Regions from separate parts of the Mus musculus genome. Here region 1 is linked to region 2. A link is a contact called in ENCODE Hi-C or POLR2A ChIA-PET data. All regions are on one chromosome and are shown on one strand. Each heading gives the region's core, a stretch centred on a gene start or an enhancer-like site at or near the end of the contact. The rest is flanking DNA. Distances are from core to core; before and after follow the strand shown.

The links. Hi-C counts contacts between places; a loop is a spot of excess contacts on that map. ChIA-PET counts read pairs that join two places held with the same protein, here RNA polymerase II (POLR2A).
Region 1: a loop to region 2 is called in a map of v-Abl transformed pro-B cells, with 2.6 times the contacts of the local background. The contact joins the promoter of E2f8 here to the promoter of Zdhhc13 in region 2. A Hi-C loop is called at or near these places in 10 of 37 maps with a recorded cell type or tissue (T-helper 1 cell, T-helper 17 cell, adrenal gland and 4 more). POLR2A ChIA-PET finds 5 or more read pairs at or near these places in 3 of 5 experiments (Patski and embryonic stem cell).

What each region holds. Positions count from the first base shown.
Region 1 is chr7:48,877,659-48,884,471 of GRCm38, forward strand. It overlaps E2f8 (E2F transcription factor 8), which reads right to left and starts at 3,383. Exons shown (of 13, transcript NM_001013368.5): 1 at 3,003-3,383; 2 at 2,620-2,743; 3 at 767-1,045; 4 at 284-440. The coding sequence starts at 2,634. It overlaps Gm2788 (predicted gene 2788), which reads left to right and starts at 3,642. Exons shown (of 2, transcript NR_155436.1): 1 at 3,642-3,859. It overlaps LOC115486422 (a long non-coding RNA gene), which reads left to right and starts at 383. Exons shown (of 3, transcript XR_882082.2): 1 at 383-454; 2 at 673-789; 3 at 2,863-2,966.
Region 2 is chr7:48,787,496-48,793,703 of GRCm38, forward strand. It overlaps Zdhhc13 (zinc finger, DHHC domain containing 13), which reads left to right and starts at 1,508. Exons shown (of 17, transcript NM_028031.3): 1 at 1,508-1,642. The coding sequence starts at 1,616.

The DNA.
Region 1 (6,813 bases), core at 2,133-4,632, 92 kb after region 2:
TCAAGGTGAATGCCAGAGCTGCAGCTGTTTGTGAAACAAGTCATAAAACACCATTTCCTTCCTGTGCAGCTTCAGGGACAACCCGAACCCAGAAACTCTCCACCGACATTTGTTTGCTTCCAAGACCGAGTTATGCTCAAATTAACAGGACTTGTGAGGCTTTGAATTCCCACACGGTCTTATCTGAATCTGTGATAGTGTGACTATATGAGCTCAGATTGAAAAGAGTTAAGTCCACAGACTCACTCTAATCATTAACCATCCTGGCAACTGGCATACGTACTGAGCTCCTCGGCCACCTCGTCCAGGCAGATGTCGTTATTCACAGCAGGGTTGGGGTACTTGGGGTACCGCGCTAGGAATTTGTGGCATAGCAACCCCAAGCTCTTCTCCTTCCGACTCGGCTGGGATTTCTCAAATTCGTCTCCTGATAAGTGTTCCTGCAGAGGGAAAGGTAAATAATGTCTCATTCTGGAATAGAGCATGACAGATTTATTGGGGGGCCTCTGTGCTAGATGACTAACTCCTCTTACCCACACATGCACGCGGTTTGAACAGCTGCAACAAAGTGGGAGGGGAATAGGAATGGTCTTAAGGCCTGGGATAAAGATCACTCATAGAGTACAATTCCCGGTGTTGTGCTCCAAAGCTACAAACTCTTCCCATGTTCAGCAGGTCAACAGCCTTCCAACAGCTCCGGGCTCCACACTGACCGTCCCTTCATCCACAAGCCCCCAAACGCCACCCAGCCTCCCTGTAAACCTACGTGCAAACAGTCTCTAGCTTCAGGTAATGCACTTCGGTTGTCAGACAGGCCCCTTTTCTGATCTCGACTTCGGATCTCGGGGCTCACGGCGCTGATGAGCATTTTCAGGTTGGCTGTGGGTGTCCATGGCTCTCCTTGGGAGACTTCCTTGGGCTTGGTTGGTGTGGTTAGAGGGCCCAAGTCAGGCTGGATCTCAGCCAACACCATGTTGGCCTTCGAGGACGGATGCAGGGGGCTTTTCATCAGTCCCCTTTTATGTGGCTCAGAAAAGAGGTTTTCCTGGTTTAAGAGGAATTAATAACTGAGTTCATTGTAAAACAGAACCTAGCAGAAAGGCTTTCTGCCTTTCATATTGACCAAGTAGGTTAAGAATATCACAGTGATCTCTGGACAGTATTTTCCTTTTTTGCTTGAGACAAGGTCTCACTATACATTCCAACCAGTCTGGAACTTACTATGTAGTAACAAGCTGACCCTAAATTAACAATCCTCCTGCCTCTGCCTCTGTTGTGATTACAGGCATGTCCCCTGCTACTACGGTAAATTTAATAGTTAAACTTCCCACTTTTAACTTGGTAGATACTATGGATCTAAATGTCTTCACCATGTGATCTAAGAATTTACATTAATAAATAAATAACATTAACTACAGGTTTTATTTTTAAATTCTATTTTGAGAAAGGAGGGCTGTAAAGATAGCTTAGAGCTCAGTCCCTTCCCTTTCCTTACTAGAACCAATCACTCTAAGTAACTGATCACTTCTAAATTCCTAAATTCCTACTAATGAGACATCAGGTAAAGGCTTTCAGGACCCACACCAGGCCCCACCCAGTGGAGTGGCTGTGAGCAGTGGTTGCTCATTGATATACCAGGAACAGGCTCAAGCAGCCAAGGTGAGGGTGCCCTTACGGTTAGGGCCTCCCGCCTACCAGCAGGACTTCTGACCAGAAAAATTTGCTTTCAACATCAACGCTTGAGGCACAGATGCAGAAAATGGGACCAAGGGAAGTAAGGTTAGCCATTTAAGGCCTCAGAGCTAGTTTCTGCTATGGTAAGTTAGCACTTACCTACACTGGTAAGTTAAGAGCAATTCATATAGATAGTAGAGACTGGGCCCCCTTCACTTTTAGACACCAGGCAGTACACCATTCTTAAAGAAAGGGATTTGGAAGGCAACAACTCAGAGAACAGAGATACACTGTTTCCTCAGTAACTTTGGGAGCCCGGGTTAACAATCCTCTATTACAACCATGAAACTAAGGGCTCAGTGTGTATTTCTGCTGAATCTGCTACTTAGCAGACGATGATGCGAGGCAGAGGGAGGTCACATGGGGCTGGCACCTGAATTTTCAGTTCAGTATGGTGCCCTCAGGAGGTGCTGATCCAAGGGTGGGGTTTCAGTGAACACTGCCAAGGACAGCATTGAGCTAACATCTAAATGCTTCCAGGAGATCTGTCAGGAACAGCATTTGGAGGCCCAGTAGGTTAAAGGGCTGACATTTTAAAATGTTATCTTACAAAGAAATCCAGTATCAAATTATGACCTTTGTGAATTCCAATGGTTCATGTAAATAACATATACATAATTTTTTAAGCACAGAAAAAACCCCAAAGCTTTTTCCATATATATTAAATTTATATTAAACTTTTGAAACAAAAAGGTTACTTTAACCCTGGACAACCCTATTCCTCTTCAAAAATTAAAATTTCCTTCTGGATTTCTGTAAAAGTTAACCAAAAGGATACAGCATTCGTGACTATCAAACGAAAAATTTAAGAAAACTTATTAACGAAAAACTCAGGATGATACTTCATTTGACATTGCAACAGTATAGACTGGACTTTAAAAATACCTTTTGGTTCTCCATTTTGTCAATTCCTCATACATTTAGTGTGTCTTTAAAAACGAAAAATCTGAAGTTCCTCCCCAAGTTCCAGTGGTTTAAGTAGTCCAATCGATTAAAGTTTTTTACTATCCTTAAAAGGAAAAAAAGTAAAGCAAGAATTAAGAGCTGATGAAAATGATTCACGTACACAAGAGCCCCCGGAAACAAACAAAAAATGACAAACCAGGTTTATTTTTGCCTTGAGGACAGACATTGCCTCTAGGCAGACCGCGCCAACAGACAGCAGTAAATTCCTCCATCAAACCCTTCTGTCACGAGACTTCAAGCAAACACAGAATCTACAGTGACAGTCCTCTCTCAGGTTCGAGATGGCTGTAGCAAGCACCCACCTGTGCACTGATCCGGGCTGCGGACGGAGCGCACGAGCCCGGGTTCCGATGGAGCACGCACCGAGCCTGCATCGGGGGAGATGCTGAAGTTTCTCGCCTGACACACACGTGCACAGGCTCAGAAGGAAGGACTTGTGAAGTGGCCTGAGAACAACCCTCCAATTCAGCCTCTGCGCTCTAAGCGCACGACCGGGCATTTACAAAGGGCTTTGGGATCTTGACCCCCTTTTTCAGGCTTCTTTCAATACACGAAGTACTGGGGCGAGGGAAGGATTCCCTAGGTGCCGAAATCACCGCGATGCCAAAGCGCACCGTACGCTGCGCTCCCGGTCCCAGGTACAGTCCCCAGCAGTAGCCCGCGTCCCGCCCGGCGCAAGCACTGGCTCCTCCTCCCCGCCAACTGCACCGCCCCCGGGGGCAGCCAGACAGCATCTCACGGTTTCCAGGGCGACGGCTCCGAGCCAATCAGTAAGCCCGGTGAAGGCCTGCGATTGGCTAGAGGTCCCCAAGGCGGGGCCGGACCTTCCGCCTTCGATTTAAAAATTTGGCGCGGAAAGCGGGACCGTAGCTGGCACCGCCCCCGAGTGCGCGGGGCTGGAGCGCGGGCGAGCCCCTCCCCCGCCCTCTGCGCGGGAGCTCGGCTCCTCCCCACGGGCCCCGGCGGGGCGGGAGGCGGGAAACGGCCGCCTTCACCCTGGCCTTCCCGGGATCCCACAACCCCGCCGCAGCAGTCTGCTCCCCGCTCACCTGTCAATCCTCCTTCAGAGCTGACGGTCCGGGGTGGCCCCGAATCCTGGCTGCGCGTCTCAGGGAGCCAGCGCGTCTCAGGGAGACTCGCTTAGCCCCGCCGCGCAGAGGTGGGTGCCGGGGGCGCCACCGGGGCCGGGGCTGGGGGGGGCCGGCGGGCGGGCCGCGGGAGCGTGGCCGTCCAGGAGCAGTCCAGCCCCCGATTTGAAATTAACCCGCTCCCGGCGCGAGCCGCTCCCGCGGGCGCGGAGCCTCCCCTCCCCCACGCCCGCTCTCCCGGCCCGGGGCCCCGCGCGCCAATCCGCGCCTCTGCACTGCCGCCGCGGCGAATCAGACTGTAGGCACCACCCTCCGACCCCGCCTACAGCCAGACTTGGGGAAAAGTCCTCAAAAACTTTTCCTTTTTCTTTTTTCCTTTTCTTTCTTTCTTTCTTTCTTTTTTTTTTTTTTTCTTTTTGCAAACACCATTTATCCGAGATCGAAGTTGGGGGATGAAATTTGGCTGGTCCAGAGCTGGCTGGCTAGGACTCGAGGGCTCCCCGCCATCCCCAGCTTGGTGCCACGTCAACCGGGTCTGCTCACCTGCCCTCTGGACCCTAGCGACACCGTTCCCTCTGCGACCCTTTGCATGACTGCTTAGCAGCTTCTGCTCCACGGTTTCCAGAAAGAAACGTGTGAGGAGGAAAGAGCTTCGTTGTCTGAAGCCCAAGGATGCGGGGCGTTGGCCGATCTCTGAACACGCAGGTGTGGGAGGAGGGAGAGAAACTCAGAAAACCCGCCAAGCCTGTCCCCAGTGTCCTGCGTCTGCCGATCCCCTCTTTGCTCTTTCCCGCTTTTCTTCCTTTTCCTTTTATGAGCTTCTGACATCGGCCTGGTATATCGAACAGGTCAAGGGAATTTTAGAGTTAGGAGACCATCTCGTCCAAAACCCTCATTTTGCAGAAGTGGAAAAAGAAGCTCGGCACCCCAACTATGCCTTTCCGTGCTCGAGTTCTTTTGCACCCGCCTTTGCCTTGTAACATTTCCCCTTTTCTGATCACTCTGGGATCGCCCGGACCGCATGTTGCCCAACCCGCTTACATCTAAGATTGTGGTTTGGGCTCTTCCTGCTTTTAACTTTGTATCTTCAGCCTCCAGAAGGACTCGGGGCCACGCAGTCCAAGTCCCATCACTGAGCTTGGCCATCAGTAAGCTAACCATCACTGACTTCAAGGGAGATACTGTGTTTTCCTGGCGGTGGTTAGGGCGTGGATGCCATAACACCGCCCCGGGATCCAGGTGCAAAGGGAATGCACACTGGGCAGAGGTCTAGGTGATGAGCCAGGGTCTTCTTCCTGAGGGTGGCTTCCAAGATGCTGCCACATCTTTGTGTCTCTCTGTTCAGTTCTAGTAGCTATCAGAAGCTCCGGTGCTCAGGGTCACCCAAGTGTTCCTCAAGACCAGGACTGGACCTGAATATTCACGTGCTATACATAGGGGCTGGCTGGCTGTAGCATCGGATGTAAAATAAAAATCCGTCATGAGGCAGGACAGGATGCTTACAGAACAGATACATCTTTACTGAGCAGGGACTAAGTTTAAATATATCACCAAGAAGTAGTGTGTGGGCTTCTGTCTAAGCCACTGTCTGTCAGGCTACTTGTCAAATCTTTCACCTGTCAGTGCTTAGCGCTCCGAAGGATTGAATGATGCCCAGCTTATATCCAGAGCCAGAATTCAGGACCTCTACCCTACCCCCAAGCCCCCACCCCTTACCACTTCTTATATCCTAGTGCCTTGCCTCAGAAAATTCTCAGGACAGCAAAGTCGGTGACTTGTAGTCCAGGTCACAGTCATTTCCAGCCCTCCCTCAACATGGGAGAAAGGGTGAGATACATCATTTTTGTTTAGTGGTGGCTTCCCTGTCAGTTGTCATCAAAGTCGTGGAGCAGAATGAAAAAATGGTGCTTCGAAGAGAGGTTTAAAGTCTTGACGCTGTCAGTCATGAGACCTTGAAAAGGAAGCAAGGATCTTGGGATTTAGCTCAGGGCAGAGGGATTACTTAACAGGCTCAAGGCCCCAGGGGTCATCTCCAGCATCATACGCAAGTATAGTGCGTCAATTTGAAGTTTGGTGTGATTTTAAAGGAAAGATGACCGCAGAATACCTTCCAGCTTACTGTGCAAACGAGGGGTTGGAGGACAAGCTTGAAGTCACTTTTCTTACTTTCCCTTCAAATCTTATTTTTTTGTTATTGATTATATAACCCAAGAAGATTTCCATGCCTTTGTGTCTGGTCATATGAGTTGCACAATAGCTCATATCTCACTGAGCTGGGCCAGTTTTTCCACCCCACTGTCACTCTTCTGTGTTGTACAACTCAGAAGATTGTGTAACATATTCAACAATAAATAAGTATTATGAAAAAAAGATATCAAAGGTAGGGGGATGACGGATGTCATCTCAGGTACTTAGATTCAAAGGTAACCTTAGGGGTTTCTGAATCGTGTCCCTTCCCATAATCATGGGCAAGTCCTCCCCCATGGCCAGGATAGGATGAGAGGCTAAGGAAATGTTTTTCTATTGGTGGGTTCTGAGACCTCTCTTTTTCACAGTCCCTTCCTCCCAGGTCCTTCAGTGACTAGCTGTATGTCTGTCCAGCTTCCTGTAGAGATTGGATTTTAGCCTTTGCCATATGCATTGGCATATCCACCCAAAACCAGCTGTTGGGAGCATTAAATCATACCAATCACCACAGCTGTTCACAACCAGACCTCAGCCCTCCCTTGTCCCTGGAACAAAAATGGTTACTTTGTGAATAAGTGGTATCAGACTCAAATTGAAAGTGTTTCAAGACAGTGAACAGGAGAGCAAGGGACCTAGGAGATGGGAGAGCTGGCACTGGTCCTGGGCTTGCTGGCTGTGGAAGCAGGACTTGGTCAGAGCTTGCCCTAGCTAGAGCTGAAAACCTGCCTGTTATACTCGCTGTGGGCAGCTCCTCCCTGGGCCTGGGCACATATCTGCAGCTAGGGACTCGGCTGCAGCAGCTGCCATTGTTGCTGTTTATTGAGCAATTACTGCCCCT
Region 2 (6,208 bases), core at 258-2,757:
CACCAGATTAGGTAATGATCAGGCAGTGACTACATTACAAGGATCTCTCATCTTGGAGAGCCTCCCCAGGCTTCATCCTATGTTATCCAAACCACCTGCCTTTCCTCTTGCTCTGGAGGAAGTCACTTGCCCATCCTTCGATTTGTCACTCAGTTTGCTCTGCGTAGCATCATAAAAGTTGATGACACATTCGTACATCCACCCATCTAGTCACTGTAATTATGGTAAATAGTTTCTAGGTCTCGGTGCTGTTCTGGGCACTGGGAGTTCCTAGACAAACACAGTGTTTCCCATCTTCAGTGGGTGTAGGCTTTATGGGTAATCTATGGTGTGCCCAATAAGTAGGGCCACTGACCATAATAATACACTTATAATTTTACTGTTTCAGGGTAATATTTTTTCATGGGTAACCCAGCACTTTATTTCCAGACACTTATTTCATGGTTTCATAGAGTCACAATATTAATTCTGACTTAGCCTCTAAGGATCTAACCAAGCTGGGCTTGGTAACAGACACATCAAGGAATTATCACAAAGAACGGAGTTGAGTCCAGGCTCAGGAAAGCCCTATTGTTTTCTGGACACTGAGGTAGGAGAGAGCTCCCCACTGGTAAGAACCAAGAGTATTCTTGTTTCATAGCCCACCAATGTGTGCAAGACTTATATGCCCTCTCCTCCATGCAGTCTACCAAAAGGGACTGGAGAGGCTTATTCAGTTATATCTCCACCCTCCCTGTGGAACTCTCATATTTTCTGCTTTCTTTTTTGTTAAAACGTATTTTTGTTTCATTTATTAATTTACTTGTGTGTGGAGGTGGCATGGTGAACGAGCTGTGTGTGTGTGTGTGTGTGTGTGTGTGTGTGTGTGTGTGTGTGTGTGTAAGAATCAGTGGAAAGCATCAAGACTTTTCCCTTCCCACCATGATCCAGGAGAACAAACTCAGGTCGTAACACTTGTTGGCAAGTGCCTTTACCACCGCTCACATCTTCTGCTTTCTATGAGGAACCAGGCCCTGATGCTAAAAGTATCTTGCTCAAGAGCACATGACTGAAGAGCAGCAGTTAGGAACTCCCAATGCCTAGAACAGCTAACATCTGTGAGGTTGTCCATGAGGCAGGATGCTCTTCATCTGCCAAAACCCCTGCTGTGGGACTGTAAATACTTTTCCTCAGTTAATTTTCCAAACGCTTACATGAAGTTTGTTCTTGACTCACAGTTGAGAAGATTGAGGTGAGGGAGAGAACTCCACAAGGACAGCTAGCTTTGGGGTAGCCCACTCGGGGACGTTGGAATAACAACAGCCTGAACCTGCACCTGTAGAGCCTTCTGAGTGGGAACCCTAAGTGGTGCCAAGGGTGGGGCTGAAGGAAAGAACATAGCGGGGGCGGGGCAGGGGGCGGGGATGACCGGCAGTTCTCTAGAGGTGAGAAAGTCCCGCCCCCGTGAGAGAGAGATCGGGGATTGGCTTCTCGTGGCGGATTGACAGCCCTAGGATGCGCGCAGTTAGGAGGGCGGAGCGCGAGCCGGAAGTGGGCGAGAGGCGGCTGAGGCGTGCTTGGAGAGCCGCGGCCGCCACTTTGCGCTGGAGCCGCGGCCGAGCGGGCGCGGGTCGTGATGGAGGGCCCGGGCCTGGGCTCGCAGGTGAGCGCGGCTGGACGTGGGCGGCGGTGGGGACGTAAGCCGCGGCCAGGTGAGGCGGTTCCGCGAGGACAGCAGGATCTGGGCCTTGGCCACACTAAGAAAGATGCTGCTTGTCCTTTGCGGTGGCCGCAGAGCGAGGCCGGGCCCTCCTGTCGCCTCCATTCGGCGGCTGGGCGTCACGCACCGGTGCCTAAGTCGGCTGGAACCTGTAAGGTGTCAGGTGACACACCTCAGATAGCACAGCCAGCCTTAGACCTTAGCCTGGAGTCTGAGAGATTCTGTTGAGAAATTATCAGCCCTAGCGCCTAGGCTGCCGCCTTCTCTCCACCTTGTCTTAGCTCTTGTTGCTACCCACATCCTTCCTACTCCTTGAAAGCATCAAGGCTGTGGAGGCAGGAGGAAGGGCGCTCCGTGGTACCATCTGCAAAATCCCCAAGGATTCTATTCTGAGAAGGGCTAGATTAGTCCCAGAGGACAGAGGAGGCCAAAGGGGAAGCTATAAAAGCCAAGAGAACTAAGAATTTGTCCCTTTTGATTGTGACTACTCTAAAGACTTATAACTGGCATTGAATAGATTACAACTTAATATTTTCAGGCTTCTTCAATCCTAGCAAATGTTTAGCGTGTGCTACATGCATTTATGTGCACCTTTTTATCCCAGCTTCAAAGTTTTTAAGCAAAAGAAATCCCCATCTACAGGAGAGTAAACTGACACAGTCTCTAATTCAAGTTATGCTAGAAGTAGATTGATTTTTTTTTTTCAAGCAGTTTGAGGTTGTCACATTGCTTGGACTCTTTAAAAAAAAAAAAATTCCCCAATCCCAAGAGTGTTCTTCATAGCTCTCTATTTTTCTTCTTCAACCAGTTTGGTGTAGGTTTAAGTGGAAAATAACATGCTGAGGTGTTTTTATTGGGAGTTCTTGCATTTTAAAAGAAATGAAAAATGATGTGCAGGGAGCCTGAATTACTATGAAAGAACATAGACTCTTTACATGAAACAGTCTCTCATTATTTTTCTCAGGCTCAAACGTCAGTAAGAGTAGGCCTCATTTCTTAATTACTGTCACTCATTAATAAAAGCCTGTGAGAGCTTAGCTTTACTCCTCCATGCTAAGAGGGAAATAACCCAGCTCAGGTTCCATGACATCAGAAGGGAGAGGATGATTTTAGAGGTTGAGGTTGGTGGGGCAAGATAGACTGTTGTTAATGATAGTTGCCATGGCTGCTTTCTTCAGTTATAACGTGAAGAGCTAGCTTACCCTTCTTAGAAATCTCCCAGTCTTGGTCTTCACTACTCACTTGTGAGCTAGGTAAGAGTAATTATTTCTAATTTTAAAAGTGAGAACGGACACTCAAGACAATCTAGTCACACGCTAGAGAGCAGCTGAGTGGCAAAGCCGAGATTCCATTCATCCATCCAGTAAATGTGTTGTAAATGTGTCCCGGAAATTGGGCTCTATTCTTCATGAACAAAACAGACAAAGCATCCCTGTTGTTGAATTTGCTTCTTAGTGCCGATAGGTCTTTTTGTTTTGTTTTGTTTTGTTTTGTTTTGTTTTGCTTTGTCAGAATTTTCCTAGCCTGCCTGGATCTCAGTTATGCTTAATACCTCACCTTTTACAGTTTTTGTTTGCTCAAGAAACTCCCAGGTACACCGGGCTGCAGGCCATATTACTTCCTTGTTTTATCAGGAGTGCTCTGTCTGAAGTCACTCCTGAGTATTGATGTGGCTTATTCCTCCACTTCTATAATATCTTCAGACAAATCTCACCACAGTGTAGCATTTTGATGCCCTTATACTTAAAAATGCAGGCCTTTCTTATTGTCATCACTAACGATATCACTCCCTGGCCCCCCTCCTGGGTTCATATTTCTCCCCGGCATTTAATATCATGCAATAAGCTGTTGATCCTGATGATGCGCTTGCTCTCTCCTCTGCTGAGCATAAGTACCATGAAGGTAGTGATTTGTATCAGATGCATTAATCATTGCTTTGTGTCAAGCATTAAAAAAAAAAAAAAAAAAGAATCTAACACTAGTGTTCACCCACTAGTGAATTTAGAAACTTAACTCTGATACTTCTGTTAATATTGTGACAAAGTTTAATGGTTTTCTGTCACACCTCCCTTGCCAGAGTTTTCCAGATCATGTTTTTCCTTTAGAATCCACTGTATCTTCATGAACGCTTACTATTTTAAAAATAATTTGATTGCATCATAATTACTGTATAGCTTAAAGATGCTCTGTTGAGCATGCTCAAAAGCATGATGGCATGGAAAACAGCCATTGTTAACTCATGGATCGGTGCTTCAGAAATCTGAAGACTGGTTCAGGTTGGTTTGTCTCCCTGTTCCATTGTGTCTAGAGCCTCAGCAGGAAAGACTCATAAGCTAGTTGTAAGTCGCTAGCTAGGACTGGTATTATCTAGGAGTGTTTTTCCTCGAAGATCTGGCAGTTGATGCTGACTCTCAACAGATAACCTGGTCTTCTGCACAGCATGGTAGCTGGATTCCAAAAGAAATGTGTCTTAAGAGACAGGAAGAGGAAGCTGCCAGTTTCTAAAGCCTAGGCTTACAAATGGACACAGCCATGTTTCTACAATATTTTATTAGTGAAGCAGTTCACAGAGCTTAGAGTCAAGAGAAAGTGACATAGACCTTCACCTCTTGATCTTGAAAATAAGAAAAACTGGGGACTGATATAAAAACTGCCACTGATGTAACTTTATGCTTCAATTATAATGTTCAATTTTGACCCTTTTCTTCCCTGTGGAGAAGTATTTAGCTTATATATGTCTTTCCTTTTTTTCTCCTTCTCCCCAACAACCCATGTATTTTAGAAAAAAACAAAACAAAACAAAACATGGTATCCTGGTCCCTTGAATATTTGTTAACTGGAATCTTAGGTGGACCAGAGAAAACCAAATGGATCAGAATCATAGACTATGTAGAACCAGTTTTCTTCCATCTGAATAGTTCATATTTACTATGATACAGAGAATCCTAAAAAGTTCTTACTTTCCTTTTAATGTAGCTAAGTACCTGTTAGTTTTGACTTTATATGATTCTGTGTTTGCTTATTCAGCAGATAGATCTGAACAAATCTATTCAAAAGAGCATTATGGCTCTCGTTCTGGGTGAGATGAAGGGATAGAAGCACACCTCTCTCTCCCATTGAATGTAGATATGAAGTCTGGCAGACTTTAAAACATCTCCTGAAGGACCCTGGAAAAGTAAATGGGAAATCATATTAAAGACAACCAGAAATCAAGCTCCACAAACCCAGCAGATAATTTACCTTTGTCACCTCTGGTTTGCCCCTCTTACAGATTTGAGCCCCAGAAGAGGACATTCCTGTAGACAGAACTCCATGAGCAATGTAATTCACTCAAGAAGCAAGAAAGGGATCTTTTGGCAGCATGAGTGCTAGAACTTTCCTCAGTAGCTACAATAATTGAGATTTCATGGGTAATTCCTGGAATTGAGCACAAGGCCAAAAGGCACAGATGAAAAATAGCGGGTGGACATGTTAGCACATGACTGTTAGCCCAGCTCTTAGGAAGCTGAAGCAGGAAGATCACAAGTTAGAGGCTAGATGTGAGACCCTGGATCAAAAAGAGAGGGTGGCAAAGGCTTGAACAGAAACGTCATAGAAGATTAGCACATATAGATATAAGCACAACTAGTGTTCATTTCAAATGGTGTTCAGCCTCATTTGCCCTTAGGGATATGTAAATTAAGACCCTTATGAAATATACCGTACATCTGTTGTGCTAACAGTTGACTAAATTGATGGATAGTGCTCTTTTAAAGTCTCTTTCAAGTTCCCAGATTGTTTTTGGTTGTTTTTGTTTTTGTTTTGTCTATCCTGTGTTATATTGTGTCTTCTCATACTACAATAAGTGAAAGAAGTGTTGTAATCCCTATAATTGTGAACTGATTTCTTTTTTCAGTTCTGTCTGTTTTTTACTTCATGAATTTAAACATTTGACTTCTGTATACATCCAGTGTTAAATCTTCTTATATAATTAGCTCTATAGTATCAAGAAGTCTCCTTTACTCCTCAAAATATTGTTGACACTGCTTTGTCATATCTTCCAATAACCACTGCGTTCCTCATGCTTAATGTTTGTATATATCTGTGTGCATTTATATGTTTCAGTTGAGCTTTTCATAGACAGTCTGCGTTTTTCTAACCTTGTAGAGTTTATCTGTACATGCTTGTATAGGATACGTTCTTTTAATTTTTTTATTTAGAATATATGCCAACAATGTCTTTTTGTTTTTAGGAAACATTGCAAACTTTAAGGATCCCAAATCTTAAGCTTCAGCCCTTATACACACACACTTCTTCCCTGCTTAGCTTATTTCTCTCTTGAAATCTGTTCTCACCTTGAGCCACCTCAACCTGTTACATGTATATTCTCTGCCTTCTCATTTATACAGAGAAGCCCCTGAGGCTCTAGCAGCTTTTTTTTTTTTTTTTTTTTTTTGGATTGGCTATTTTATTTATTTACATTTCAAATGTTTTCCCCTTCCCAGTTCTCCCCTTTCGGAAACTCCCTAC